Regions from separate parts of the Homo sapiens genome. Here region 1 is linked to region 2. A link is a loop called in an ENCODE intact Hi-C map of the cell type or tissue named here. Cell type or tissue: heart left ventricle. All regions are shown on one strand. Each heading gives the region's core, and the rest is flanking DNA. Links, peaks and the distances in the headings are about the cores only.

Region 1 (15,987 bases), core at 2,937-10,936, 80 kb before region 2:
AGTCAGGCTGAAGCGAAGATGACTTCCTTTCTGTCTCACTGGTGTGGATAAGAGAGCTTGTAGCGTGTTGCTGTTGGCTGCCCTGAGACAGACCACTGGGGCCACAGCCCTGGGATGAAGCTGAGGGTGAGGACAGTGAAACACATGAGGAGAAGGCAGCTGGGTCCCTGGTGGAGGCATTAAGATGCTGAATGGCACCTCACCTGGAGGCTGACTTGGACTCGAGTTACACACACTTAGCAATGGTTTTTGTTACTAGCAGCCCAAATTCAATAGATGTTGTTCATGCCTCCAATGCCTGTGCACACTCTGTTTAGACACAGGGTGAACACGTGTCCCACATGGCTGGGGACAGCACTGGTTTATGCCTATTGTTTGATTATCATTGGTAACCGCATCCCCTTTCCCTCTCCAGTGTTCCAAATCTGGACAATGGAGTAGGTGTTTCTGCTGCTGGAATGAGGCTGCACAGACATCTGCCTGGCACACTCCTAGCCAGAAGCCTAGAGCATCGCCTCCCTGAGGAGGCTTATCCAGCCTCTCTCTACACGTCCCTGCTTGCCTGAAGGGAATCCCGTACTCCTTTGTAACAGCCCCTGTCATGTGGACATGCTGGTACTGCATGCACTAGACTGCACTGAAATAACTTATATTTATTTTTATTAGATTGTGAGCTCAAGGGGAGGAACCACATGGCCACGTGTGCTCAATAGATGATTGTTAAAGACATAAATAAATCATTCAAGATATATCATTTTCATATAGTAGGTAGGGCCCTCTGAGCCACAAGGTGGCCATGTAATAATTTACAGGGGACAGAGCCTGACAGAGCCTTGGGCTCCTCCTCCAAGGTCATGGGCACTCACTGACCAGCCAAAAGCCGTCAGTGGAGGAATCTTCTGACCCTCCTCGGCTCACTCAGCAGCCTGCAGGGTCTGCCCTCAAGAACCTGGCACGGTGCTCTGGGCTCCATCTGGCCGGGGAGCTGGCAGCAGGACAACACCAACGATACCCCTAAAGGCCCCCAGCTGCTTGGCTGAGGATTTTGTGATGCCTGAGCTGGGTAAGGGCTGTCCCCTACTTCTAGAAGCCAAGGGTCATTTCAATGGACAGGGCCCCAGGGTCCCCACTTCCCATCTCAAAATGAAATGCCCCTTTATTCTTAAGCAGACATCAGGCGTCCTAGAACTGAACTCCATTTGTTATTTCTTTGTTGCTCTTTGTCCTCGTGCACAGGCCTGGGGGCTTCCTTGAATAGTTTCTCTATTGGAAAGACCTGAGTAAAGGGAGGTTGCATGGCTGTAGGTCTTCATTCTGTGTCTCCAGAGAAGGTTCCGTGCAGCCATGTGCTGCCTTCCCTCCTGGGCTGCCCTGGAAAACTTAGTTTATCAGATAGTCCCACCATCCTAGAACAGAGAGGGCAGAGGGGACCCCAGCAAAGGAGATGGCTCCTTAACAAAGAATGTGGGCATCTAGACAAGGAGAGTCAAAAAGAGTCCCCAACATCCTCCTAAAGCCAGCACCACCAATGAGAGTGACACAACCATTGGTGCTGAGAAGCACAGCTTGTGGCCCATGGCGGGGCAGCTCAGCACCCGGAGAGGCCTCCTGCCCTGCCTGCACTGTCCATGGGTCCCATATGGTCCTGGATTCTGAAAGCCCAGAAAGGCAGGAGCTGGAGATTTTGCAGAGATCTGTCAGAAGTAAAATACACCTATCAGAATAAACGCCTAGCATCATAACATGTATTCGGGAAGTTTTCTAGCATCATCTCTGCACTCCCACCTGCTGTCTCCAAACACAGATGGTCCTGGGCCCTCAGCATCACTGACTTGGACTTCTCAACCTCTGTGTATTTGCCCATCTATTTCTATCCGGCAAAACCGTACCAAAACTTTTAAACCCAGTTGAAATAACTTCTCCTACAAAGCCTGCCGTCTACGAGCTTCCAAAGTGGAAGAAATTGGGATTTATTTTTACTCCTAAAAACATTGGACCTCCTTGACTACAGATGTTAGGATCCTAGAGCAACCATGTGAGTGTGTGTATGTGCGCATATGTGTGTGTGCAAGCCCTAGCGACTGTCTGAGATCCCTTGGGGGGAGGCACTGTTTTGTCCAGATTCCCAGAAGTTTCTCTGTTTTGTGGTCCATGCTCTGAAACATTGAATGAGTTGATCACTTGCCTGAGGACTGGAAGGAGACTGCTGGTTTCAGGCAGATGAACTTGAAAATTATGAAGAATGATCTTTTTTCTCTTCTGGTTTGGCAAATAACTTTAATTCTCTAATGGAGAGCTTTAATTGGAACCTTGATTCTATATTCAGAGGTAATGGGCTTTACCAAAAATGGATTGGAGCAGTTCATAAATTTTTCCCAAAATGTTAACATACTACGGGGCCGATAGGGGTTGTTTAGCTTGGCAAAAAAAACTAGCATTAAAGATTAAAATAACAACTTCCTGGATTCCTGTGCAGGCTGCTAACTTGTCCTGGTGTCCTTGGGCCCTGAGTGGACAGTCGTGACATCATCAGTAATGACCATAAATCAGCAAGAATCCCAACCTCTTCATAGTTCTCTTGCAAGAAGTTTGAGGGAACAAACAGGCAGAGTGGGTGTCAAGGAATAATGACTGATAACAGCTAACTTCCTGAGTGCCCATGCCACCCACATCTCCTGTGAGGGCTGTGCCTCGGTGACCTCTGTAACCTCCTTCCAGCCTGCGAGTGGCTGGGTGCCTTCCCCAGGTCGTGTGGCTGAGAACATGTGACTGTACTGGATTTGAGAGTCCAGGTCCCTAACTGCTTTGCTGCACCTTCTCAATTAGAAATAACCTGCAGAGGTTCCAGAACAGAGAGCTTGGCTGAGGCAGAGAGGCGTACTCTGAAGGTTCGGATCTCGTGTTCTTCACTCCAGGCCAGGGACCATCGTGCCCCAGACACAGTGAGGCTGGGCTCTGGAATAGGTCTAGACTGGGTCTGGATCCAGCTCTGTGGAGGGACAGGGTACCTCTGGGCTTGTTGTTCATGCCCTCAATGCGTTGGTGTCTTCATCTGTAGAATGGGGTCTTTATGACATTTAAGGGAGACACTTCATGTGCAGGGCTCAGCACGAAATCTGGGCTTGCGGCGAGACGGAAAAGGAGAATGGGGAGGAGGAGGAAAGGCAATCGTGGCTGCGGGTGTTGGCAGGGCAGGGGGCAGAGTCTGTCTGTCCTCTTGAAATTGCTCCCATTTCTGTGGTCCTAAGAATGTTCAAAGAAAGAAAAATAAGTATTTGCAGACAGGCCCTCAGGAATCTGCTCCCCATGACTTTCTAGTGGCTGCCCTGTCTTTCAGCGCCTTTGGAGCCTGGTGCCCAATTGCTGCTTCTCCTTCACTCTTCCCCTTCTGCCCGCCCTTGCCATCTCTGGGATTGTGGGCTGGCCACTCAGCTGGGTGCCAGGGCTGGTGCTTGGGTTTGTGTGGGGGCCCCAGCACCAGTACTGCACAAATGCAGCCGGGCAACAAGTACTCTGTCCCCTCTCCTGCAGCTCCGCTGAGTGTTATACCCCAGCCCAGGACCATCAGAGGGTGGGACCCTCTGGACCACTCCCTTAAGAGTGACCTGCTGGCTATGGGACATCGGGGCCAGGCCTACCTTCCCGCAAAGTCACAGGGATGTTTCCCACAACTGAGAGGGTTTGGAGCTCTTCCACCCAGCAATCCCTTTGACCTGGAAACCAGGGGGAGAGATTTATGGATCTCCAAGTTAATGAAGCTCAAACACCAGCTGCCTGGGCTTCAGTGGAAGGCATGGCCCTTCGTTCACTTTCTCCATAGCTCTGCCGCTTTCACAGCCAGAGCCAAGATGACCAAATTCCTTACATAACCACAACACTAATTCATCATGTGTGTTTATAATAATGAACACACTTCAAGGCCATTGACAGAAAGCAGCCTCCTGATGGTTGAGTCTCCCTGGTCATGCAGTGCAAAAGCCCATCAGCCAAGCCTCGAGATCCGGGTGAGATGTGACTTATCTTGGGAATGGCTGGCTTTGAAAAATACACACAGAGTGACCCACGGCAGACCCTTAAGCCCTGTTTGCAAGCCCTCATGTATTCTCTGCCTCATTAAAAATGTTGTTTAAAATTGCCGAGGGATAATTAAACAGGCCTGTGGTTGATTTACGGAGGACAAACAGAGCTATGAATGCACAGAAATATTGTGTTGTGGGGGAGGCAATTTATGAAGATAAGGCTAACTGTTGACCAGAGGTTGGCCACAGAAGTGATGTGTCTTGATGATGCTTCAAGTCCACAGAGGCCCAAAGTGTCCAGGTATTACATGTTGACTGCCTGGCCCACATTTTGAGTTTAGTAGCTTTTTAATCTCAATACCCCAACTAACAAATGAAATGAAAGATTGTTGCCCATGCCGCTACCCCACACTCACAGACACATGTTTGGAATTTGAAGTGGAAAACAGGGTGTCTGACTGTGATACTGATGTTGGAGTGGCCCCCACTTCTCAGCACCCAGCCTTGCCTGGCAGCATGGTTGACAATCCCCCAGGTGGTTTTTATGGCAAGTTATAAATCAGAGGGTGTGGGTGCGACTCAGGCACATCTGGGTCCTCATTCTGGGAGTTCTTTGGAGTAGGATGGGGAAGGACATTGTCATTCTCTCTTTGTGTTGATGCTCTTAGTAAGCAAACAAAACACAGAATGTAGCCGAGGCTGCCTTCATAGAGGAGAACCATCCTAGAAGGCAGAGAACATGAGACTTATGAGCCCGTGACCTTCCCTGCCTGGCCAAGCTCCCTGCTGATCCAGGAGCAGCTTCGGTCCATGCCTGGAGTCCTGATGCAGGCCCTGCATCCTGGCAGCTCCTGGAGCTTCCAGCAGCTGAGCCTGGGGCTAGTGTTTTGGGGCCACAGTCTCTGTCCTGTTTGGTCCAGTCCCTCAGTGGTCGGTGGTCACAGGGACACCTACTTCCAGCCACTTTAAAAGATTTGGTCTCCACTGTGTCTGAGAAAGGCTCCTTCTACCCTGAGAGCTGTGTCCTGGAAGCCAGCCTGCACCAGGGCCCTCCTGGACACCTTTGTGCATTTACCCATCACTCCCTTTTGGCCACCTCTTGTCTTCTCAGCTCTGCCCTGAGCATATTTCCATCCCTAACGCCTCCAAACCTGTGACCCACCCCGCAACCACGTGCAGAGTTCCACACTGGAGCCCTGGGACCCGAGTCCTCTGTGCTTGGGCGTGAGGCCAAGCTTCACTTCCTCTGCCTGTGCACTCAGGGTTGCGTACCCTGAGTGCCCCAATAACTTCCAAGGGAAAAAAATTAAATCGAGCTCTAGAAATGACCACAGGTTGCATAGCGTTCATGACACATTTTCCCTGCAGGGTCCTATCTTGAAGGTGCTCCCAATATCATCAGGGTGACCGTGAGAAAATGGCCTGATCCTGGCTTCCTTTGTTGGCTCAAGTCTACCCACTCTTCTGTTCACCACCTTAGAAACTCTGCCCTCCTCAGAAACCCACGCTTCTGCTTCTGTCTTTCTGAATGTCCCTCTGTCCATCTCCAACAACATCCCCACATGTCCCAATTAATGAAACTGCCCTCCTCAGCGTTAGGCTATCACCTTTCCTTCTGTCAGAAACCGCCTCAGAATCTGAGTAACTCTTCCGGGCTCTGAACTCAAAGCTATCCCCAAATCACCACCAAACCTCCCTTTGTTCTAAGGAAGGAAACATTTCACCAGCCTGGTTTGAGTTACTGTGTGTACTTGGAAATATTTGAAATACTCAAAATACTCTTTCCTATAGAATTAAGTTGATTTAAACTGTCCTTGTCTTCAATTTGTCTGAATTGGTAAATTTATTGGATGGGAAAGTTAAAATCAATGACTATGTTTTACACATCCCCCACAACCAAGAAACCCAAATCTTGAAATAAAGTAAATGGTTACTTTATTCTATTTAAGTGTCCCCCAGACTTAAGGTAATCACATACTTGAGGCTTTTACATTTCTGTCTTATTTGTCAGTAATTCTAACCCAAGAGCCATTAAAAAAGTGGAACTTATTGTTTAGCTTGGAAGGGAAAGCTCCTCCTGTTCCGCAAATCACCGAGGCACCTCCCGTCCCGTCTACCGTGTCCCGAGCCTTTACAGCCAGGACCGGGAAAAGTCAGTTTCCTTTTTACATAAATAGGAAAGTCGTACCGCTGTGCATGTGACCCCAGAGACTGGCCTCTGCAGTGCACTCCAATCTGGTAAAAATGTCACTTCTCCCTCTCTCTAAGTTAAAGCATGTGGATGATCCGAACAACACAAGAATAAGCTAGAATGTGAAGCAGAGTCAATCTTATCAGTTAATAAAGTCAAGTTGTTGATTCAGAGAAGATTGGCCCTGAGAGGATTTCAGGAGCAGCAGTGTCATCAGAGCCGAGGCTTCATTTGTGGTTGTTACCACAAACTCTTGGCTGAACCCAGAGGTGGACAAGATTTGGGTATGTCTGCAGGGAAGGAAGCAGTGGTGGTGGAGAGGTATTTATGGGTTTTAAGATTTAAATAAAAGAAAAAACCACATTGTCATCTGAAAGAAGATAAATGGCAAATTGTTGAAGCGACAGGCCCCTAGGGACTAATTACTCTTCCGCAGTAATTCAGGAACTTCACCAGTGACTTACATTGACTTAACATGTCAAATGTCAGTTCTGTGTTATGAAATAAAAATACATGTTCTTTTAGTGTAAACAATACAGAAATGTTCTCAGATGTCCCAAGTTGTTAGTCATGTGGGACAGATTCAGTGCCCTATGATGCATGTCCACGGCTCTGTGCCTGAGGTTACAAAGTGTAACAGGGCAGCTTTATAGTTAAAATCCAAGTAGACACCTTGTTCATCTGGGGGCTGAGGAGCACCCACACCACCCCTCGGAGACATTCATGTTGCACCTTCAGAATGCAAGAGTGATCATGAATAAGTGTTCCTGACACTCCATTCTCCAATCTTCATTCTACTTTGGTTTTGGGGAGGTTGTTGCAGGACATTGATGGGGAGACCGCTGGCCAGCTGTGCCCCTGGTAGGGTTTCAGCCAGTAGCAGGGTGGCAAAGCTTACAGCACTGCGCTACATGGTGTGAGCTGCTTTGGTTTCTCATGGGGTATCACCACAGGTCAAATACAATGTGTCTGCAAACCAGGCCGAGAAGCTGGTGCACAGCTCACACGCTACACATGCTAACTCAATTGAAATAGGCTTTCAGCAACAGGTGCACACTAGTGCTTATTCTACACGAGGCTCCATGCAGGTCATAGAGGGCTAAGGTTCTGTGTTCCGTAGAGCAGGCCCTGTCTTGCTGCTTCTTCTCTGTGGCTTGGCTCAAGGTCTAACAGTTTACAGAAACCCAATCACTGTTGGTTGGCTTGAAGACAGGATCTCTGCCTACAAACTTTTCATAGTTTAGGAGAAAAATCCTATTAATCATCCAAGGTTCAACCAAGAAGAGAGGTCACTCTAAGTATTTATAACAGAGGACTCTCATTGCCCAGGTTATAGGAAGACTTTGAGGCCAGAGCACAGTGACATTGGAGGGAGCCGCAACCCTCCCTGGGTTGAAGGAACTAAGGAGGTAAGTAGTGCTATGGGGCCCAGGTACGAGGTTCACCCTTTGGAAGCTGGCGTCTTGGCTTCCCTGGCAGGAGCTGGACCCTCAGGGAAGTCTGCTGGAGATAGTGCTTAGGTGTGGGGAAAATGGTGATGGAGAAATACCCTGGCTTCCCCCTTCTTACCCCTCTTTTTAGCACCTCTCTCTGGGGTGAATCCCACCAGAAACCAATTGGCACATGAGCCAGGAATGACAGTCTAACAGGCTCAATCCTTCCTTCCCTGAAGCCCATCCCCATAATGCAGAGAGGGAAAGGGCTTGGACTGGCTCTGAGGGCAGACAGGTTCAGGATTGGCACATCTTCCATTGGACAGCATCCCACAGCCTAGGAATAAATTTCCTTTATGTATTTCATTCTCAAAATCCCCACAAAGACCCCGTGAATGGTGCATTTTTACCTCATTTTATGTATGAGAAATGTAAGACCCAGAAGCTTCTGATAAATGACTATAAACTCCCCAGCTAGTGCCCGGCTCAGCAGTACTCACGGTGGGTCTGTAACCCCCATTTCCCTCTTACCCTTGCTCTACGTAAACCTCGAAAGGCTATTTTTCTTCTAAGGACTTATGGGGAGATCTTTCTGCTCATGAAGGTTTTGCATTTTAGATTATTGTTCAAATTGTCTATTTCCCTTTTGATCTCCTGTCTAGTTGTTCTCTCCATGATTCCAAGTGTGGCGTTGATGTTGCCAAGTATTTGTATTGGTCTATTTTTCTCATTATTTATATCAGTTCTGCCCCATGTATTTTGGGGGCTCTGTTAGAAACATATGTTTATAATTGTTATATCTTCTTCACGAGTTGATTCTATTGTTATTATAAAGTGTCCCTGCTTATCTCTGATAACTATTTTTGTTTGAAAGTTTATTTTGTCTGATGTCAGTATGGCCACTCCAGTGTTCTTACAATTGTTTGCATGATTATTTCTTTTCCATTCTTTTACTTTCAGCCCATTTATATCTTTGAATCTAAAGTGTGTCTCCTGTAGCAAACATATAGTTGGATCTTGTTTTTCTTATCCTGTCTGATCTGATAATCTCTGTCTTTTGTGTTGCTTAATCCATTAATATTTAATGTTAATATCCATAGGTTTGGATTTATGTCAGCCATTTTACTTTCTTCTTTATGTCTCATGTCTTTTTTTTGGTCAAGTTTGGCATATAAAGCTGTATATTACAAAACTGGGGTTTTGGAATGCAAAATTTAATAGCATAAAGTATTATTTTGCTTTCTTTCTTTTGTGCGTGAATCTCTTCCAAGGTCTTCTCTAGGAGGAACTCAAACACCTCTTCTCCACCTTGCAAGTCCTGCTGAGTTGCTCTGGGAAGGGGTTAGGAAGGGAGGTAGGGATTCACATGCTTCTGGTAGAAGAGATGAGTTGCAAATAGGGAAATGCCCAGTAGCCCCTCAGCCACCACTCCTCCTTACCTGCATCTCTTCAGATCATTCTCTTCAAGTCATTTCAGGTGCATGAAGACATTGGTATCTGAATGGCCAAGAAATTCTCTTCAGACTTGCCCATCACTGTTCATGGGGACCAGAGGGCAGTTCTCTGTGGATCACAGTCAGTCTAAAGCACCTTCCCCTAAAGCTACCAACATTGAGGCATCAGCCAAGGCTTCCCCACCATGTGCTTTAGTCCACCCCGTGAAAGCCACAGGCTTGTGGCAAATGATAATAGGGAAGCTGATTTGGCAAAGTGGAAAACATGATATTATCAAGTGAATAAAGCAAACTACTAAATTCTACTCCTTGCTGGGACCACCAGGAATAACTAAGAATGCCTGTGGACAGGATTGAGGGGCGGCATGGGTCAGACAATTTTTTTGTCGTAGTTCAGTGGTGATGTGCCTACTGCTTCTCTTTTGTTACATGTCCTTCATTAGTGTCATAATTCTTTTTGGTTTTTGATGTAAGAATCAATTAAAAAAAGAAAAGACAAATTAAGGAAGGGCTGATGGAAAGAAGAGGTGGGGAGGGAAAGAGGTAGAGAGGGAGAGAAGACAAAGAAAGGGAGGTTCGATTTCATTTGGGCTGTAGGAAAAAGCTAATCCCCTCAAGTTTTAAGCCAGCTATAGTTGATGAGTAATAAAGGGAGGTCCAAACCTCATTTATGTTTTAATATTGACTTTGTGTAGTAAAAAGCAGGGAAAAATAGAGTGTCATGGGGAGTTCAAGACCTAAAACGGAGCATCTGAAACATAACCTAAAAAAAGGATACTGTGATTCCAATCCAAGGACTTTAATTTCATACAAGGGAATAGGAAACTGCATGGCCTGTAAAACGTTTTTTACGTTTGGTTATTTGCTCTGAGGAAGGAAGCCGAGGCTCATCTCTGCACCCCGTCCCCTCTGAGCTCTGCAGCGGACGCTGCTGCCGCCGCGCCTGCTCTGCCCGCTGCCCGTGACTCTCCGCAAGGCCTGTGCACTGCCTGTCACAGTCTCCTCTCCTATGATCGCTGCCCTCCCTTGGCTCCCATATCCTCTCTGTCGGAACCTCTGTCCTCTTAGGCCCCATGACCTGTTCTCACCTGATTCCCAAAACCAGCTGAGATGTTTCCAACTCCCTGGAGCCTTCCTGATCTCTGGACCTCATTTTAAAAGAGAAGCTGAATTCCCCACAGTTGTGTTTCTGAAGCTCTCAGACTCTCTCTTCCTAGGAGAAATCATCACCTGTTAGGTTGCGTCCTGGATACCTGTTGGGTGGTTTATGTCAGGTCATCTTAGCTGAGCTGGCCGTTATTCCTCAGAATTGTCTTCTCTGAATAGTTCCAAGGCAGCCTGAAACACATGTTGTGACGCAGAAGGCTGCAGCATGGGAGCAGCCTGACCACTCATAGGTCCGTGCAGGCCGTGTGCCTGACCCCCTGGCTCACCTGGTCAGCGTGGGGCAACTGCTGGTGGCCACTTTCGGGTCCTGCTGTGGCCCCCGCTCTGGCCTCTCCTACTAGAGATCAAAGCAGTTTCAGTTGGTCCTTGCGGGTCCTGTGCAGCCGCGGGGGCCACTTGGTCTTTCTTCCTACACTTGACATCTGTCATCCTCCTTGAATGCTTGCCCTGTCTTACAGGCTCTGGGCCACAGCCTCAGATGCAGAAACAGCAGCAGCAGCCCCACAGGCTGAGGAACCAAATCCCTGCTTGAGGCCAAACCCCTGCAAGAAATGTATTATTCTACAGCTACTGCAGTCCTGCTTGGCACTGGACCTCACAGATGCCCCCCTGTAAGCTGCCCAGATCGCTGTCAGGCAGGGCCAGGGATCAGCTCTGGTTCTTCTCTCTTGGCAAGTTTAGGCATAGAGCAGGCACTCACAGAACACAGGTTGGTTGGGGGCCTTGATGTACCCAAGCTAGCTGAGATGGCCTTGCAGACCCTGGCTGAGCGGGTCTGAAAAGAGCAAGGGCTGGCTGGCTTCCCATGGCTGGAAGAGGCCTTTTGGTTGTGGTTGTTTTGGGTTTTTGGTTCCCCTCATGGTGGGACTACTTGTCAGGCAGGTGCTCGGAGACAGGATCCTGACAGTTGTGGCTCCTCAGATGCCTTCATCTGTCCAAATGGTCTGACGATGGCTGTGCCCCAGGGCCAGGAGTGTGTCCCTGTGCAGTGTGGTGCTTCAGGCTGCCTGTGCTGCACCCTCCTGGAGCTCCAGGATGGCTCCTTCCCCTTGGATCCCTTGGACACAGATATCTTTGTGTCTCTGGTCTTTGGGATCTGGCCCCAGGCTCTCCCACAGGAGGACAGACTGTGGCTGCTGGCCTGGTTTGTGGACCCTAACGATGAAGTCTCTATGATGCAGTTAGGTCCAACTGACACGTGTTTTCTCCCATAACTCTGGCACGACCACTATGCTGCCTCCAGTGCTGCTGCCCACCCTGCACACTCTCTGCCCCACCCTGGTGAATTTCCCTGCTGACTATGGGGTGCCCAATTGGGGGAAGGGGGCAAATCATCCCCCTACGTGGATCCTTTCTGAGCTAGAAATTCCCAGTGTGAGCTGCTGTGTTGAATTTAAGAATGATGTCCAAATGTCATCAGTATCCATTGCTTGGCTCTGCTCCCAGGGCCTGAGGACAAAGCAGGACTCTGTGGTCACAGGCAACAGGCCCTGCTCACTGCCTTGCTCCACCAGGTGGGTTAAACGGCAGCTCCATCTCCTCCTGCCCGCCTCAAAGCCTGGATCTACAAGGATGTCCAGGTCAGTGCAGCATCACAGCAAATGACCCCAGGCTTCCTTCTCTCCATTGTTTCATAAAGTTCTCTGATGTGCATGTTACCATGGTTACAAATCCATCAGTACATTGCTCTCCAAGTGATCAGAGACTTTCTGCTTCTTAGTAGCTTTTGGTCACTTTAGAAAGGGCCTTGGATGTCTAGAGAGGGGGTGTGGGCAGACATGAGATGACCACTGAATGACCTGTACTTCCAGTTTCGGGGCTCTTGGGGCTGGGGTGGCATTATGGCTGAGTTGTGTTCTCCCAAAACTTGTATGTTGAAGCCCTAACCCCCACTACTGCAGAATATGACTGTGTTTGGAGATAGAATCTTTAAAGAGGTGATTAAAGTTAACTGAGGTCATCAGGATAGGCCCTAATCCAATACAACTGATGTCCTTCTAAGAAGAAATGAGAACACAAACGTGCATAGGGGGAAGACCATGTGAGGACACAGGGAGAAGACAGCATCTACAAGCCAAGGAGAGGGGCATGAGAAGAAACCGAACCTGCCAGCAACCTGATCCCAGACTCCCACCCCTAGAAGTGCAGGAACAATGCAAACCTGGCCTATGGTGCTTTGCTACGCAGCCCTGGAAAACTAGGACAGGTGCGTCTTAGTCCATTTGCGTCACTATATAGAAATGCTTGAGGCTGGGTAATTTATAAAGCAAAGGGGTTTATTGGCTCACAGTTCTGCAGGCTGTACAAGAAGTGGGGCACCAGTATCTGCCTCTGGTGAGGGCCTCAGGGAACTTCCATTCATGGAGGAAGGCACCACATGAGGAGACGGGAAGCAAGATAGGGGAGGAAGCACCAGGCTCTTTTTAACAATCAGATCTCATGAAAACTAATAGAGTGAGACTTTGATACTCTGAGGATGAGGATGGCACCAAGACATTCATGTGGGGCCGGCTCCCATCACCCACACACCTCCCCCAGGCCCACCTGCAACACTGGGGGTCACATTTCAACATGAGATTTGGAGGGAGCAAACATCCAAGCCATATCAGGTGGTGACAGAATTCCCCTTGGCTTCCTCCAGCGGCCCCACCTATGGCTTTGGTGGATTTGGTGCCCACTCAGTGAGTGCTCACTTAGCCCAGTGATACTGCACGCACACGGCTCACTTCTCTTTCAACAGTTCCTGTGATTCTTCCCGATGTTCCCAGCCTTCCACCTTCACATTTTGGATGCCGCTGCTGTGCGGCCCCATCTTGCATGAGCTGCCTCCACTCAGCAGGTACCATCTGGGCTGCCATTTCCTCCTGGAGGGCCCAGGGGAGTGGGGACGGGGGTGAGAGGCACTGGAGCAGAGGATCCTGTCCCTGCTTTTCCCTCTTGGCCCCTGGCTCAGCCCAGCAATTCCAAAGTGGGACACCGAGGGGAAGCAGATGGAGGGCCAGGGTCCCAGGGCAGCCCCTGTCACAGACCTGAGGGGAATCGTGCTTGAACGTGGATGTCATTGACTCAGGGTCTTCCTTTGTCTTCCTCATCTTAATTCCTGGAGACAGAAAATTGCACCTGGCAGCCTTTGATGTTTTGTACAGGATATGGAAAAAAACAAATGTTGGCCTTTTTGAGTTCAGTCGCATATGTAGCCAAAGGCCCAGGAGTGTAAGCTGTCTGCAGGGAAGGCAAAAGCATCTCTGTTCATCGAAGCTGCCCATTTGTCCAGGGTTATGATAGCAGCATCCATAACCTGACACTGTATGATGGGTTATGGCTTCCTGGCCATGTTTTCAAGCATTTTTAAATTTTAATACAGGTATTGTTGTCTTTGTTTTATAAATAAGAAATTAAGATCTGAGGAGAGCATATTCTCCCAAAGTTCTCACAACTGTGATGATTTCTTTTTCTTTTCCTTTTTTTTTTTTTTTTTTTTTGAAAGGAGTCTCGCTCTGTTGCCAGGCTGGAGTGTTATGGCGCGATCTCGGCCCACTGCAACATCCACCTCCTGGGTTCAAGCAATTCTCCTGTCTCAGCCTCCTGAGTAGCTGGGATTACAAGTGAGTGCCACCATGCCCAGCTAATTTTTTTTTGTATTTTTAGTAGAGATGGGGTTTCACCATGTCGGTCAGGCTGGTCTCGAACTCCTGACCTCATGATCCACCTGCCTCGGCCTCCCAAAGTGCTGGAACTACAGACGTGAGCCACTGCACCTGGCTGGTTGTGCTGATTTCTAACCCAGTGTGACCACTGCCCCATCCACCTGGCCTCTGCCATGGCATCTCCCCAGCTCACCAGACCCATGGAACACCCAGACCCAGCCTACCTTTCTCCATATGCCCTGTGAAGAATGTGCCTCCCCAGATCTGTGAGAATGCAACATTTCTTTCCAGGGAAGCCTGTTTCTGACCTCGCTGGCATTCCCCTGCCTATCTTGATAATTTCCTGGGGGATCTGAGTCTGCCAGGTGCCTGTCCTACTCTGCCAGCTGCAGGTCTCACTGACTGTGCCCGAGCCCATCCTGAGGGTATGAAGGATGGCAGCAGCTGTCTTTCCCAACCAGGGTCAAAAAATGCCACGCTTTCTCCAAGTCCAGGCCACGCTAGTTTGAGAGTAAAGGGAAGTGGCAGTTTCTGAGCGTGATGGCATCTTCTTTCAACTGCAGTGCTGAGAAATTGCTGGCCTTCCTTTCTCAGGAGGCTTGGTGACTTACGTGTGAAATCCTAGCATGGCTCAGATATTCTCAAAGCTCAGAATCTGCTGAGGCTCTGCTACCTTTAGGGCTCATGGGCTCCCGAATAGCCCTTGGTGTCCGTCAATGCTGCCTGCCGGTGGCCCCAGGTGCTCAGGGTGGCTGAGTTGTAGCTTGTCCCAGCCCTGTTCTGTGTTGGTTGAATGTGGCATTGGCTCTGCCTTGTGTTTCTGCTTTGCCTTCTGCTGGACAGGCCTGTAGCACCCTGTCCTGGACTCCAGCCCAGCCTGCCTGGGCACTGCAGGCCCTCCAAGGGTCCCACACCAGTCATAGGCAGAATTCTGAGAGGCCTTACAATTCCCACCCCGTGGTATACACGCCCCAGTGTAATCCCTTCCCCATGGCTGGAGGCCAAGCTGCAAATCTGATGGCCTTCCTGCTAGTGATGAGGGTGCAAAGGTGAAGAACCTTGCAGATGTAATTTGCAGATGTAATGAAGCTCCTTAATGAGTTGCCTTTGAGATGATCAAAAGGGAAATCCCCTGAGCCTTTAAAATAGCCAGGATCTTCCTAAAGAGAGAGATTCCAAACAGGAGAGGGACGCCCCTGCTGGTCTTGGGGAAGTAAGCGTCGTGTCCCGAGGGGCCCTGCCTGGGTGGAACCAGGGAGGGAGGTGTGTGGCCTCTTGGTGTGGCAGGGAGCAGGTGTGGCCTCTAGGTGCTGAGAGGAGCCTCTGGCCATCGCCTGGCAAGAAAGCTGGGACTTGCTCATTCCATTGCAAGGAACTAAATTTGGCCAAGAACCACAGGAACTTGGAAGGGGACCCAGCTCCAGAGGGGACTGTATCCCCACTGACATCTTGATTTTAGCCTGGTGAGACCCTCAGCCAAGGACCCTGCCCAGGCTTCTGATCTACAGAAACTATAAGACAGTAAAGACATGGTGTTTTAAGTTGCTGAGTTCATGGTGCCTTGTAACACAGCAATGGGAAACTAATACAGTGCCCCCAACTCCCTCTCCCCCTACCCACAGGGGTCAGATTTTTAGCACAGCTAGTAGGGTCTCCTTATTGTCTCTGCCACTGTGTGACTTCTAGATTGGCCTGAAAACTGGAATCCCATTCTTCATACTCATCCTAAGGCTTAAGCCCTGACATGGGTGATGGCCCCAGGCCTTGGGCTACAGCTTATCCCAGGATGAGCCCCTCTGCCCCATGCACCTCAGTGAACAGGAGGATGGAGCAGGCGCAGGGCCCCAGTGGTCCTTTTTCAGTGGGCTCTACTCTTCATGGCTCTGTTCCTAGTTCCCATCAGGTCATTTCTAGGAACTTACAGGAACCGCAAAACCCAGGCCTTCCCTAAAGAAGATAAAGAAATATTACCATTGTTCCAAGCATTGGTACAATGCAAGGTCTTGAGTCTCAAGACCACAGTAACTTGAGACTCAAGAGGAGTGAAGATTTTTTAGAATTACAGTGCCTTCTGCT
Region 2 (15,987 bases), core at 4,007-12,006:
AATGAGAATTTTCCAAGGAAAATAGAAAAAAATTTTAAATAAATTCAACAAATTAAAAAAGACATGAAGGACCTCTTCAAGGAGAACTACAAACCACTACTCAATGAAATAAAAGAGAATACAAACAAATGGAAGAACATTCCATGCTCATGGGTAGGAAGAATCAATATCATGAAAATGGCCATACTGCCCAAGGTAATTTATAGATTCACTGCCATCCCCATCAAGCTACCAATGACTTTCTTCACAGAATTGGAAAAAACTACTTTAAAGTTCATATGGAACCAAAAAAGAGCCCACATCGCCAAGTCAATCCTAAGCCAAAAGAACAAAGCTGGAGGCATCATGCTACCTGACTTCAAACTATACTACAAGGCTACAGTAACCAAAACAGCATGGTACTGGTACCAAAACAGAGATATAGATCAATGGAACAGAACAGAGCCCTCAGAAATAATGCCACATATCTACAACTATCTGAACTTTGACAAACCTGAGAAAAACAAGCAGTGGGGAAAGGATTCCCTATTTCATAAATGGTGCTGGGAAAACTGGCTAGCCATATGTAGAAAGCTGAAACTGGATCCCCTCCTTACACCTTATACAAAAATTAATTCAAGATGGATTAACGACTTAAACGTTAGACCTAAAACCATAAAAACCCTAGAAGAAAACCTAGGCATTACCATTCAGGACATAGGCATGGGGAAGGACTTCATGACTAAAACACCAAAAGCAATGGCAACAAAAGCCAAAATTGACAAATGGGATCTAATTAAACTAAAGAGCTTCTGCACAGCAAAAGAAACTACCGTCAGAGTGAACAGGCAACCTACAAAATGGGAGAAAATTTTCACAACCTACTCATCTGACAAAGGGCTAATATCCAGAATCTACAATGAACTCAAACAAATTTACAAGAAAAAAACAAACAACCCCATCAGAAAGTGGGCGAAGGACATGAACAGACACTTCTCAAAAGAAGACATTTATGCAGCCAAAAAACACAGGAAAAAATGCTCACCATCACTGGCCATCAGAGAAATGCAAATGAAAACCACAATGAGATACCATCTCACACCAGTTAGAATGGCAATCATTAAAAAGTCAGGAAACAACAGGTGCTGGAGAGGATATGGAGAAATAGGAACACTTTTACACTGTTGGTGGGACTGTAAACTAGTTCAACCATTGTGGAAGTTGGTGTGGCGATTCCTCAGGGATCTAGAACGAGAAATACCATTTGACCCAGTGATCCCATTACTGGGTATATACCCAAAGGACTATAAATCATGCTGCTATAAAGACACATGCACACATATGTTTATTGCGGCACTATTCACAATAGCAAAGACTTGGAACCAACCCAAATGTCCAACAACGATAGACTGGATTAAGAAAATATGGCACATATACACCATGGAATACTATGCAGCCATAAAAAATGATGAGTTCATGTCCTTTGTAGGGACATGGATGAAATTGGAAATCATCATTCTCAGTAAACTATCGCAAGAACAAAAAACCAAACACCGCATATTCTCACTCATAGGTGGGAATTGAACAATGAGAACACATGGACACAGGAAGGGGAACATCATACTCTGGGGACTGTTGTGGGGTTGGGGGAAGGGGGAGGGATAACTTTAGGAGATATACCTAATGCTAAATGACGAGTTAATGGGTGCAGCACACCAGCATGGCACATGTATACATATGTAACTAACCTGCACATTGTGCATACGTACCCTAAAACTTAGAAAGTATAATAAGAATAAAATTAAAAAATAATAATAATAATAATAATTTAAAATTCTATTCTACAAACACTAACAGAGTTAAAATTGAAAGAAAGAGTTGTGACAACAGTGACAGGCATAGTTTTTTAAAAATCTTATCCCAAACTACAAAATTCTCTGAAGTCAGAAAAGGACAAGAGGTTAAAGAATATAACAAGAAGTTTTATTTAAAGTAAAGTATAAATGATAAACACACATTAGGGAAAATAAAAATCAGTTCGATTTTCTTATTAATTAAAGCAATGCAAAGTAGAATTTTATAAGGAAAGCTTGTATGCTCAGTTCAAGTCTCTTTTCATTTATCACACTGCCTGTGTTGATGTCATTTTAATTCTGCCATGCCTTCATTGAGTTATTCATTGATTCGAAGGTGGATCTCAATTTGACCATTCTCAATTCAGTCACGGAGGTGCCAAAGGAAATATCAGAAGCTTGCCAAGGTAACCAACAGAGCCTAGAGCTGATGTGTGATTGTATTGTCCTGAGAGATATTAGAATAACATTCTTTTGTTCTTCCTCAAGAAAAGCAAAACCTCAAAGACTCCGTAAGCCAGAAGCAAATATATTTCAAATCCAAGTAAATTGCCTTGAGATTCCTTCACATTTGGCCCCTATGTGAAGCTTAAACACAGAGATAAGTGCATTTGTGTGCTTCATGTGCACTGGAATCCAGTGGTGCAATTTCATTATGAAAACAGTGATCATTAGGAGTGTATCCAGCTTGAGAGGGAGTTGTGCGTCACTGAATCATGGACTGCCAGGTGGTAGAGGAGATGGCAGTTTTCATCTGCTCTGAACCTGCAGAGGCCCCGTCTGCACACCTACTAGGTGGGCACCCATGGCATTTGCTTGGGTGCTTTGTTTCCATGTCATTGCCATGGCCTTCAGAAAGATAGGACTGTAAGGATTCTGAATGGCAGCTTGGGAGGCTCAAAGGATTCAGAGAGAAAACAAGCATCAGTAGTTCTTTTAAGAGTGATGACAATGATTATTGATAAATAGCTGGCTACGATCTTTGAGAGATGAGAATATGAGGTGAACTTTGTGTTCTCTCTGTTTTCTGCATTGAGTCACTTTCTGAACTGTGACATGAGGAAGTAGAGCTCCATAAAGAGCTGCAGCCTCACTCATCAGTGAAGCAGCTGGATATTTGGAGCCAGGACCATGGCTAAAGTGTGTGGGGCATAAAACTGGAGAGGAGGGAACTACTTAGAAAAGGGACACCAGTAGCCACTCCACAATGTATACATATTTCAAAACACCATGATACATACCATAATATATACAACTTTTCATTAATTAAAAAAGTAAAAACTGAAAACTATGGGGAATCCATTGAAAAAAGAGAAAAGAAAAGGGGCACAAAAATATTCGAGATCTCCTTGAGTCTTTGGCTGAGCACTATACTTCATGTGCACAAAGCAAGACTGAAAGCTGCAGCTACTGGAGGCTCTAAGCTAAAAGGAGGCTTCAGAGGTCATACAGTTCTGAGAGATGCTGGAGTTCTAACCAGCAAGATCAGAATGAGCTCACTGAATGAAGTCCTAAATGGTCAATACCTCAGGGTAGGGCTATGTTAGCCCTAGACTAAAGGATACTCTAGATGTGCCTTAACAAAGCTGAAGATCAATCCTTGGCCAACTGATGCTTATCTACCAGTAAATAAACTGCCTTCCACAACAAAAATTGATACTTTTTGAAGGAAGAAAACTAAATTCATTTTCTCAACAGTGTAACTAACTACTGTTACATATGATTGAAAACTACTAGGCATGAGAAGAAGTAGGAAAATGTGATGCATAACAAAAAAGTCAGTATAAACAGACCCAAAGATGAGACAAATTTTTCCATTAGCAGGCATGGACTACAGTTAATATAAATGTATTGAAAGATTTCAATTAAAAAGTAAGCAGAATAGCTGAGCAGAAGGGGAACAGGGTCAGAAACATGGAAACTAGAAAATAAACCAAATAGATATTCTAAAACTAAAAAATTATTATATTTAAAGTGAAACGTTCAATAGATAGACTTAAGACAATGCTATATACATTACAAAAGAAAACATCAGTGAACTGGAAGACAGAGCTATACAAACTATCTAAACTAAAAAACAAAGAGAATAACGCTTTTTTAAAAAAAGCAGATTTTTTAGGTGGACCTGATTTTTTAGGTGGAGATATTTTAGGTGAGGTGGGGAGGAGAAGGAATACATTACATAAAAGGTGAAGTAACTCTGGAGGCTGAGATGGGAGGATCGCTTGAGCACAGGAGTTCAAGGCTTCAGTAACCTATGATTGCACCACTGCACTCCAGCCTGGGCAACAGAGTGAGACTCTCTCTCAAAACAAAAACCAAAAACCAAACAAACAAAAAAGTGAGGTCACTAAATTATAGAGAGATAAAAGGACTATCCCAACATCAAAGAAACAGTAAAATTCACATTGGGAAATCAAACGTTTATCTTCTGATGCTCAGTCTAACACCTTTTCCTACAGAAAAGGCACTGGCCAAGGCAATGGATGTGCTGATGCTTTTTGGCTGATTGGGACATTTGGGGGCTGTGTTCAGACTGGAACCAGTGAGTTTGTTTCAGAAAGGAGATTTGAAGAATTGTGATATTTCTAATTTCAAAGCAAGGCAAAAAGGCCTAAATCTTGCAGTTGGTTCCAGGTAGGTCAAGTCACCAATTTTCTGAACCTCAGACTGCACATATATAAAAGAGACATTATGTGCTGTGTGCACAGAATGTGGTGAATATTAAGTTGAAGCACACAGGAGCAGCCAGCCCCCAGGGAACATACCTTTCCATACTGTGGATCAAGGGTCTTGAACTATTATCCATCATTACACTGAGCTCCTGAGAGCCAGGGACAGAGGTACTGGATCCTTTGTTCTGCAAAACAAGGCCAGCATGACTAAATAAGAGCCAAAGTGGATGTGCATAAAAGAGTGCTTCTTTTGGCAGTTCCCAGCCCCAGTTGCCCTGGGCTCAGAAACACAGGCCAATCTGCAATGTTATCAGTCTGTCTGGGCCCAGCCTCCTCAGAGTCAAAGTTCCCAGATCCCACAGGGCAGCATCCTCACCCTACTCCAGTGCTAAAGCTGGGATACTGAGCAGGGTGTCAGTAGAAACCCAGACAGAAAGCTGAAATCTCCCGGTTTCCCTGATGCGTGAAGGTGGAGACATTACTTGTCAGATTCCAGCTCCACCTGGAAAGGCCTGGGCAGGATTGGCCACATCAGTGTCTACTGCCTGCTGTGAGACCTAAGGAGTAGCCCATAATGCCCATTCATTCAATCAGCAAACATTCACTGAACATCAGTTCTGTGCCAAGTGCTGCATGGGGCCCTGGAAGAGTAGCAGTGGATAGGACAGACCCAGTTCTTGCTCCTGTGGGCTCATCACACTGTGGCTTGGTAACCCCTCTAATAATGTGGGTGCAGGGGCAAGAATTACAGACCTATTAAGCAAACCTGGTCCCCAATATTCCTTCCTTTCTCCTGTCAGACCCCTAAAGATACAGGGAAAACTGAAATATTGAGCATCAGTTTAGGGGTGCAGAGAAGTTTCAGTGGCAGCTTTGGGGATTTGGAGGACCCGATTTGGAGGTCCCCACCCTGTCCCTCTTTGGTCCTAGCAGGGCTCAGCCCCACATGGACACTTCTGGCTGCATTGCTCCTGTGCCCCCACTTCCAAATGCACAGGTAGGAATCGCCCCTGTTCACTGTGCTGATGCCACCTCCTGGCAGTTTCTTCTCTGATTCTGTCTCCTGTGCCTGGCATGGCTTGGATCCAAATCTGCATCCCAACCTCCCCAATGCACCAGGTAAGTCTTCAAAGATACGAATAAAGGAAATATGTAGGAAACAAAAGACACGTCAATGAAGAGGTGGACCCACATTTTGGGGTCTTCACTGTAGCCAAGGAAAGGATGTTGTGGTCTGTGTTAGGTGAGCCATCTACTCCTATGACTCCAATGTGCCTGACTCCCAGGAAGAGCTCAGCCCAGGGACCCCTTGATTTAGCCTTGTCCATCCCTATTCCCATCCTCAGGGATTTCACTGTTGACATGTTCTCTCCATGACTCAGAGCAGTTGTTCACCTTGTTGGTCAGGTGAGGACACTGGGTCAAACGGGGGACCCGGGTGCCAGTGATGCATCTGGTGAGAGACAGGCACAGGCAGGGACCCAGGCCAGGGCTCCTGCCTCTCGGGCTCTGGCCCTCCCAGTCCATCCCGCCTCTCGGGCTCTGGTCCTCCCAGTCCATCCCAGGGCTTCTCCCTGCAGCATCCTCTGCCCGGGCCCAGGATCTGCTTTGCAGAGGGGAGCAAAGCGCTCTAGGGCTGATGTGGCAAATCTTCTGACAAAAACGTGGCTTTTAGTTTGGCCCTCCTGCTCGGATATTGTTTGAGCCCTGATTCTGGGTGAAAGGCAGAGGGGAGCCCGCGTCTGTCTTGCTGGCTGTCCGAGGCTGGGCACACCCTCCGCAGGGCATGGGCGGTGGGCTCCCATCATTCTGCTCTCACCCAGGGAGCTGGGCACATTTGTGGGCCCATTGTGTGCTGGGCCAGCTGCCAGGCACCTGCTCCACACAGGGCTGTGCCACATCCCCGCTTTCCTGGAATTCAGGGAGTAAGAATGGAGCCGACTCCTTGTTCATTCCGCAATTATTTCTAGCTTCATTTTTCAGGCACCCCCTATGACATTGTTTTCCCAGGAACTCTGAAGCAATGAAACCATGAAACATTCAAACACTATGCATGGACGGTTTATCAAGAAAACAATCACAGAAAAAAGATCCCGCAAATTTTCCCAGTGAGAATTTCAGTGTGGGGAGGAGGAGATGGGAATGGCCAAGGGGAGGGTCAGGTTTCTCCTGAAATGCTGACCAGCTGGACAGGCCTGGGGAAGTGTCCATAAGTGCACGCACAGGCACACAGGGACACTGGGCATGCTCTCCTGTCCTGGTAGGACTCTTCCAACAACTAGAAACACTCATATTTCCTTTTAGATAATTTATGAAGTACTTTTAAACACACCCACTCCCTCAGGGGGAAGATTGTTCAAGCAACAACTTAACTTTTGTTGATGGATTATTGGCTATTAGGGGATATTAGTTCAGCATGTTTTGATTTGTGAGTTTGATTGAGGGGAGCAAAGGAGGCCCAGCTTGTTTAGTAGACAAAGTCTTGGGCTGAGAGGGGCCTGGGCTATGATCCTTCTCCTGGGCGCTCCCTGGGCACCGGCAGGCAGGTCCTCCCTGCCTCATTTCTCCCCCTGGTGTTTGTTCCTGTCATCCTCTCACTCAAAGCTTAAACCAAGGGGGACAGCAGGGCCCTGGGTCTTAGATGCTAGTTGCCTATCCCCTGGGGATGGCTCACAGAGGAGCCAGGGACTACGTGGGGTCAGGCCGTTGCACCAGAACTTGCTGCCCTGGTGTTTAAATGCTGTGACTCTCAGCACTCCAGGGCTAGACAGGCCGCTTGAGGTCCAGAGGGGGCTGGGGTTGGACAGGCTTTCCTCCACTCGCTCGGCCATCTATCTGTCTGTGATCAGCAACGCTGCCCTTGGTCAGCTGCTCAGCGAGGGCAACAGAGTAAGGGTATGCGAGGGAGTTTTTGCCACTTCAGCTAGCAGAAATTTAAGGACTCCCTCAAAGAAGGAAAGGAAAAAGAGGGCATGCTGGGGAATGTAGTTAGAAGGCTGTTGGTCTGCCCCACTGACCATCATTTCTATCTGGGCCCCAAGTGGCTGGGTGGGTGACGGAGGGGCCCAAGACCACAGAAACACACATTTCCTCTGCGAATCTCCTCAATCCTGCAGCTTCAGAGACTAAAAGGCGGAGCTTTTCCTTCGTGGGGAATCCAGATGGCCTGAGTGTTGTTCCCAGGCCCTGGGGCTATACACAGCTCCAGCTGCCGCGTTTCCTCATTTGGGATAATGAAAACAAGGGCTTGGACTGTCTCTGAGCTTTCTAATTGGGCCACCAGCTGATCCACATGGCCTTTTTTCTTTTAACCAACTTGACCTTCTAACATGAGCAGGGAAATGCCTATTTGCTTAAGCTTGTATTTTCCATAGTTATATAGCAAGATCCCATTTTTGTAAGCATAGTTTAGCTTACAGTGTAATGAAGCCCCATTGAGCCATCCAAAAAAAGTGAGTTGGGCTTCCTTCCAGTGTGAGGACCAGGATGCTGGGAGGGATGGAGGTCCTGGGGTGGCAGTGGCTCCTCTTGGGATGTGCACGAGGCTCTGATTCCATCCTGCACAAAAACAATGGCAGATTCACACCACATGGGTGGATCAGGAGGACATCATGCTCAGTGAAATAAGCCAGTCACTGAAGGACAAGTGCTGCATGATTCCACTTCTGTGAGGTTCTTAGGGAAGTCAAATTCATAGAAACAAAAGAATGGTGTTTCCAGGGGCTGCGGGAGGAGGAATCAGGAGCTGTTGTCTAATGGGGATAATTTCAGTTTTGCAAGATGAAAGGAGTTCTGGAGATGGATGGTGGGGATGGTTGCACAACAATGTGAATGTATTTAACGCCACAGAACTGTAAACTGTAAAAGGGTTAAATTAAGATGGTCCATTTTATTTTACGCATTTTTCACTACAATTAAAATGGTCTTGGGGGAATTGAGGCCAGCCAGCCCGTTTCTCCGAGGGGTGTGGAAAATGTCCCTAGGCTTCTGCATCAGCAGTTCTGTAGCCTCTGAGAAACCCACTGCTCTCCACTTCATCCCTGTGGCAGTGCTGATCCTGTACATTCTCATCTGCTAGGAATCCTAATTTATGATTCTGGCATACAATACAGGGCAAGCCTCACTGTGACCCATGTCTGGGGATGGGAACTGGAGCTTGGTTAGTTTGGTACATGCTTTGGTTTTGATAAGAGCTGGATCATGATCCAGTTGTATCTGTGAGGCCTTCCTTTATTCACTTGTTTGTTCTTTCCTTCATCATTCACAAGCTTTTACAGGGAACAGGTTTGGGGCTAGCACTGCACTAGGAAAACGCAGTGAAATCCTTGGTCCCAGACTGTAACGAATGTTGAGTGTGAAATGTACTCACTCCATACAAGGCTGCAGACATTCTGACTTTGAGCTTTTAATTTGTTTCATGGAAGATAAATAGCACTTTGTTTATAGATGAGTCTGAAGAGTAGAGAGCATGTGCCTGTGTATGCCGATGAAACTCCTTGCTACTTCATCTTTGCCATAGGGTCCCTGTGTGCCTCTCCTCGTCACTAGGGTGCCCATGCGGGAGAGCAGGCAGGAATGCTTCCAGGTACACACTGAGGGAGGGGCATGCTGGAAGCTGATAACACATGTTTAGCATAAAACCTTACTAACTCACTGTGAACAATGACTCAGTTCAGCCTGCAGGAGCCAGAAAGGCCCCCGGCGAGCTCTCTGTTGGAACTGGCATCTGCTCTAGTGGAAGAATTGTTTCTTTGAGAAAAGAAAACACACATGCATTATGGGAGGCAGAGCTGCCTCCTCAGCACCTCTGTCAGGCTCTAGCTCCTCAAAGAATGGCAAAGGGCGGGGAGGCTCAGGATCATATTGGCCGATAGAATCCTGCCCACTTGTGGAATTGGCTGTGCCAACGCAGGGCTATTTAGCCATTGCACAGACAAAATAGGAAACACACATTTCCTATAGCAGTGGGCAATGGTGCATTTCTATTGGTTTTATCAAACAAACCTTAAGCTCTTCGCCTTTTCAAAACTTAGAGAATAGGACCGTTTATATTTCGTGTGAACCTCGCCTTCCTAAACACAAAGGCCAATCTCAGAAGCCTGAAAACCCCGAAACAACGTTTGGCAGGAATCTCCATTCAGAGCAGGAAGGTTGTGTTTATATTCTTCTCTCTAGACCAAAGGCTCTTGCAGGGCTGCTGTTTATTTTTCTGTCTCAAAGAGCAGAGCCGCCAATATAATATAAAATAGGTAATATAATAAAAATACTTCATAAATCAGAAGCTCTGCTCAGTTAGGTCCATGCTCTGTCGACTCTGAAATAAACTTGTGGGCGCCCTTGCTGGCTTCATTTCCTCTTGGTTTCTTCATCAGTGTGCTGCCAGAGTCATCCTTCGGTTTGTTTCCGTTAATTCCCCCAGCCCATCCTGCACCAGGTCAGTCCCGCTGCAATTAGGAGTGAACTTTGTCTTGATCTGCAATGTGGCGTGGAGGGAAGTGTTTTCCTTCCCTCTCCTGGTGGAGTGGAGAAGCCGAATCTGCATAGCAGCAGGCACTACCGGCCAATCAAACGCACATCCATCATCCGTCACGGGAAGGTCTGGTTCTCACAATGGCGCTTTCCTTAGTAAAACTGGCCTTTCCTCTTGGGTAAATGTTTCCTTTAGAAAGCAATACATTGTGTAGTGGACAGTTAACTGCGAATAAGGGACACCTCAAATGCCAAGATTTTGGGGGCATCACCTTGCTCCTTTGGCATGAAGACATGCTGGAAAGAGGATTTTGTGAATGTCTACTCCCATCACCTGGCGCTGTGGGCCTGCCCCTGGGATGCAGGCCTGTTTTCACATACCCCCATCTCCCCTTCACGCCCGTGCTTTTGTTCTACAGACATTCTGATTGGAACTTCTCTCTATATTAATCTCAAACCTGCCCCAGTCTTTAGCTGTCAATCCCTGATTCTAATTCTGTTGTCTGAATTGCAACAGAATAAATGCATTTTTTTCCCATGTGATTGGTCTTCAAAAATCCAAAGACTTCTAGAATGTTCTCCCAAGTCTACACTTCTCCAGGTTAACTACATTTCTTCAGTGCTTCCTCAAACCTCCCAGACTCTTCTCCCATCGTTTCTTCTTCCAATGTGTCCGATGTTGGTGGTCATCACTCCTAAAATGTTGCATCTGGAATGGACCGCAAACTTCCAGACAGGGATCTGACTGTGTTGTTAGAAACATCCCCTGCCGTGGACTCATATTGTGCAGACACTATTGAACTTACACATTCTTAGGTCCCCTTTTGTTTGTTTGTTTTGTAAATAAAAACCATTATTTGTATTTCTTTATTCAATGATTTATTTCTTGTCTTCATTCCTGAAAGGATTTAAGGTGTCTCTTAAAAATATAATGCCATATGTAAACTAGCAAAGGGATAGTATGAATAGGGAAACTATGGACAGACAAAAGTTTATACTGGCCATAAAATGCATTCCAGAATGTCCTGCAACCTTGCTATAGGTGACCCACACATGTGGCTGGGTTTCCTAGCAACAAGAAGAAAGGAGGTAACATCATTTGCATGTCAGGGTGCCCATAAAGAAAGCACAAGCCAGTGGCTCAGGACAGGCATAGCTATTTCTGGTACTGAGACCTAAGAGAAATATTCCTCATAGGTCTTGATAGAGGACACTAGGTGATGTAGCTCTCAATGACATCCTTAGAGCAAACACAGTCCATTTCCTAAGAATTTAGGTTGCTTTCAAAGTCCCTGAACTGTTGCTGATCTTATGCCCTATCCAGCGTGATGGTTTTGGCAATTGATTTTTTTGTGACAAATACTTATCCCTGCTACATTTTAATGTGTATTTTAGGGAATTCATATTGAAAAAGGAAAATTGAGAAGCTGAATGAGAGCACCCATTTCACTCAGTGTCCCATAGGGCGCCCTTTGATTTTGGAAATTGTCTTGATATTCATCCCATTTGCAGTTGGATCACATTCTTATAACATTCCCCCGGGGCCCTGTTATTATTGTTATATTTTAAAATGAAACATGTTTTGAGGCCAGGGACATTTGTAAGAGGCTCTCTGTTCTGATTTTTAGTTCCAGGCAGGTCTAGCTAGAACCTGGGATTATGCAGGGCATCTGTCCCTCTGAGGTATAGAACAACCTCTACTCTCCTGAAGCCCTAGATCCCAAATGTCTCCATCCAGGTACAAGCAGAAGGGAAGGGTGGGGCTGTTTCCATATGACAGCCTGAGAAGCTCCTGTGACAGGGAGAGAAGATAGCCTGGTGGAATTCCTCTAGTCAGGGACGTGGGCAGGGTGGAGGGATTCTCATGTGGATGGAAGTAATACACTAACCTGAGTGAATGCTCACACACCTTCATGTGCTGGGCACCAGGGCCCTCGCCCTCTCACTGCTCCTCCAGCTGGGCCTGCTGGCAGTGAGGCTCTATCTCTACCATCTGCTCAAAACTACTCACACTTATTTCAGTGTAGCTCGGTCATTCTAACAGCTCATTTTGTGTTTTGGCCTCAGTGATTTTATGTGTCAATGGCCAGATATTTGGTCAAACATTATTCTGGGGGTTTCTATGAGGGTGTTTTTGGATACGATTAGCATTTACATTCATGGACCGAGTAAAGCAGATTGACTTTCCCAATGTGTTAAAGGCCTGGAAAGGACAGAAAGGCTGGCCCTCCCACCAGCCGCCAGTAAGAGAGACCTACTGCCTGACAGTCTTCATGCTGGGCATTGGCTTTTCCTGCCTCTGGACTCAGACGAAATGCGAAGTCTTCCTGCCTCTCAAGCCGGCTGGCCTTCTGACTGCAGCACCAGTGGCTCTCCAAGGTCTCTGGATTACTGCTGCAGGTCTGGGGGCTTCTCAGCCTCCACAGCCATGTAAGCCAATTCCCATGCTAACTCTCTGCATCTATGTGTGCCTCCTATTGGCTCTGTTTCTCTGGAGAACCCTGACTCTAATGGGCAAAACTGACTGCTTTTCGACTCATTACCTCCCCCATGCCCCCACAGCAGACTCTGTGCTGGGGTCAACAGCCTTGGTTGCTCTGTCCACCCACCCTTCAGCACTGCTTGTGGTCAGTCCATGCAGAGGGAGCGGTCTGGGCTTAGGTTTGGAAACATCTCTTTGTCATCCCAGCAACTTACTATGTGCTTTCTTAATCTTCATCAGTTTCTTCCTGCATCTGCACAGGCCATCCTAAAGCACTAAACCTTCTTCTTTGCTTTTTTTTCTTTAAGAGATGGGGTACTGCTCTATAGCCCAGACTGGAGTACAGTGGTGTGATCATAGCTCACTGCAGCCTCAAGCTCCTGGGCTCAAGTGACCCTCCTGCCTCAGCCTCTCTAATAGCTGGGAGTACAGGTGTGTGCCACTATGACTGGCTAAGTTTTAAAAATTTTTTTGTAGAGTTGGGGGTCTCACTATGGTGCCGAGGCTGATCTTGAACTCCTGGCCTTAAGTTATCTTCCTGCTTCAGCCTTCCAAATTGCCAGGATTGTAGACGTGCCCATAGACACTGTGCCCAGCCGGTATCTTCCTTCCTCATGTTAATATCAGCCATACGGGTAAGCATTTGTGTCCCCTCTCTGGCAAGCTGCCATACCTGAATTTCATGCATTCCAATTTTAACCATCAGTATCTCTAGAGCTTTTTTCATCTCTATGCTTCTCTGAAAGCTTCAAAAATTATTTATTCAGTAAATGTCAGTAAGGTCCTTGAAAAGAGTGAGGTTTCAGGAGGTGTTTTGAAGGAGAGGAATAGGAGACTTTTTATTCCTGGGGGTTCCCCCATGGTGAAGAAGTTAACATAAAAGGGCACATAGCATTCGAGTCTGGAACTTGAGATACTCTCCTCCAGACAAATCACCTATTTTCCCAGTGAAAATGGTCACAACTTTACGTTCCACTCTAGATAAGAGCGCTCAGGCACAAATCATTCAGGCAACTTTCCCAACTCAGGGTGAGGGGAAAACAAAACTCCAACAATATCTGGGACAGCGAAGTGGGATTGATTCAATTTCATCTTGAACTGGGTCATCACTGCTCCCAACCTGCAACAACAAAGAAACAGGGATAGTTTCTATTCTGTTTCCATTTAATGATGACCCAAAACAAGAGAAAGGGTACAGCAGAAAGGGTTTATTTATTCTGATGGAAGAACCAGCTGGCAAATCTGCCTCTGTGTGTCTGCAAAGCCCATCTGGGATGAGTCCACAGGCCCAGGGTGCTGTGTATGCCTGGCGAGGGTGGCAGCTGCCCAGATCTGCTCTTTCTGCTTGGCAAGTGCTTTGGCTTGGTCCTGAACAAGAACGTGAACTATGTCAGAAGTTTTAGGGGCACTATCCATCTAAAAACATTATGCACGTGCTAAGCACATATACACTGGTATTTATCATCGTAAGCACATCAAACTCGAGTGTCTCAATCATCACACGACTCTGTGATATAGAAATTATTATTAACAGTAGCATGATCTCCATTTCCCAGGTGATGTCATTGAGGTTTGAAGAGTGTAAGTTCCATTTGCAGTAACGGCCTTGAACCTGTCTGAGATCCACTTGGCTCTGTTTGCTCATCAATCCTCTGACTATTGCTCTCTATCACTCCCGTTGCCTTGGGCATCAGGCCAGGACTACCCAGTGTGACCTGAGTCACTGCTCCTTCTTGGTATGGGAGTACTGATGGTCGCCACATTCAGAGACATCGGGGCTCCCAGAAGCAGCAGCCTCAGCTTTGGAGAATGGGGTCAACAGCTTCTGGTAGCTGTTCACCTGGAGAAATGGGGGAGAGTGGGAATTCTTTAAAAGATGACACATGCTTTGTTATTTCTGGCACTCACGGTGCTGAACTCGTTTCAGCTGAGTAAGCACTAGTGACTCAACTCCAAGGCACACCGTAGACTTCATCTCACACTGTGCGGGATGTTTAAGGGTTATTGAGTACTTTCTTTATGGCCCCTTAAGATCTGTGAAATAAATCTCTGCCGTTGGCAAACACACTGAGGGCTTTCCATCTCCATGCCCGATTGAAATGTCAAAAGTATGTCAAAAAAGCATAGCTTCTCTTGTTTAGGAGGCTTGATAGAACAAAACCAATGATGAATGCAAACCAGCTTGAGGCTTTGCCAGGAACCTCTGTGAAAATACATAGACTTCCATCTAGTATTGTTTTTTATATGTTAGCATGGAAACCAGCTTGGTTTACAAGTCTAAGCATCTAGTAGACATGTGAGATCCTTGGGTGCTCTGAAGTAGCAGTCTGAGGTTCAAGTATCCTCTCTGTATGGAGGGACTGCCCAGAACTCTTCTTCCCAGGGAGCTCAGTTGCTCAGAAAAGCTGCTGCAGGGGATGGTCTGATTTGGGGACAGCACATTTGGCTTCCTACCTTGTAGTTCTTGGAGACAGGAAATACTTTGATATGAGTTTAACCAGATCTTTTACATTGCTGTTTTATAGATGAGAAAATTTGAGACCTGGAATGCATTTCTTGCTAAGGTAAAGCAGCTAGGATTGGTGTGGGAGGCATCCAGAAGGGGATAGGCTCCCTCTAAGTGGGTGATGCACCAAGGGAGGAAGCACAGGGGGCAAGCAATGAGAGCAGGGACCTCCCTTTGAGTGGAGTGGTGGCATTGGGATGCACATGGACACTATTCATAGAGCTGGGTGAGTGCAGGGCCACTAGTCGTCATGACTGGGTGGGGAGACATCTGAGAGATGATGAGTCTGCAGAGGGAATGCGGGCAGCCTCTCTTGCGCTTGGGTATTTTCTAAGCTGGGGTGGGTGGGTAATGAGGGGTGCAGTTTGCATCAGAAGAGCAGAGGAGGCATCTGGAGAGGTGGACATGATGGCTGACTGGGTTTAAGGCAGTGGTTCTCAACCCCAAATCAAGTGATTTCCACCCACCTCCCAGGCATTTGGCAATGTGTGCTTTGGTTGTCACATCTGTGGAGAGAGGTGCTACTGGCATCTAGTGGGTAGAGGCCTGGGATGCTGCTAAACACTCTACAATGTTTAGGTTGGCTTCCCACACAAGGAGTCATTTGGGCCAAAATGTCAATAATCAATAGTGCAGAGGTGGCCAGGCACGGTGGCTCACGCCTGTAATCCCAGCACTTTGGGAGGCCCAGGCAGGTGGATCACGAGGTCAGACATTCAAGACCAGCCTGACCAAGATGGTGGAATCCCATCTCTACTAAAAATACAAAAATTAGCCAGGTGCAGTGGCAGGCACCTGTAATCCCAGCTACTTGGGAGGCTGAGGTAAGAGAATTGCTTGAACCTGGGCGGCAGAGGTTGCAGTGAGCTGAGATTGCACCCACTGCACTCCAGCCTGGGTGACAGAGTGAGACTCTGTCTCAAAAAAGAAAAAAAAATGTGAAGAGGTTAGGAAAGCCTGGCTTAAGAGTGTGAGTTAGGGAATATTTTCATTGGCATGCCATGTTAGTTTTCACTTATGTTT

What was found. Peaks named below come from ENCODE experiments on the same cell type or tissue, not always from the same donor. Only the 100,000 strongest peaks of a DNase experiment are listed, where the experiment ranks them.
Region 1: it touches region 2 in a loop (1.8-fold over the local background); 2 of 110 quality-filtered maps call a loop at or near these places.

The regions. Positions count from the first base shown.
Region 1 is chr10:43,959,096-43,975,082 of GRCh38, forward strand. The region is part of intron 4 of LINC00841 (long intergenic non-protein coding RNA 841); the gene reads left to right. Among named protein-coding and RNA genes, the nearest start is that of LINC02659, 55 kb to the left of the region's middle. In heart left ventricle, for the core only: no CTCF peak of the experiment used is centred there; a DNase peak (open chromatin) is centred at 6,166; H3K27ac peaks cover 2,581 bases.
Region 2 is chr10:44,037,531-44,053,517 of GRCh38, forward strand. No RefSeq gene overlaps it. Among named protein-coding and RNA genes, the nearest start is that of LINC02659, 130 kb to the left of the region's middle. RefSeq lists enhancers at 4,413-4,933, 11,512-11,681. In heart left ventricle, for the core only: a CTCF peak has its summit at 7,098 (motif pointing left); a DNase peak (open chromatin) is centred at 6,054; H3K27ac peaks cover 1,466 bases.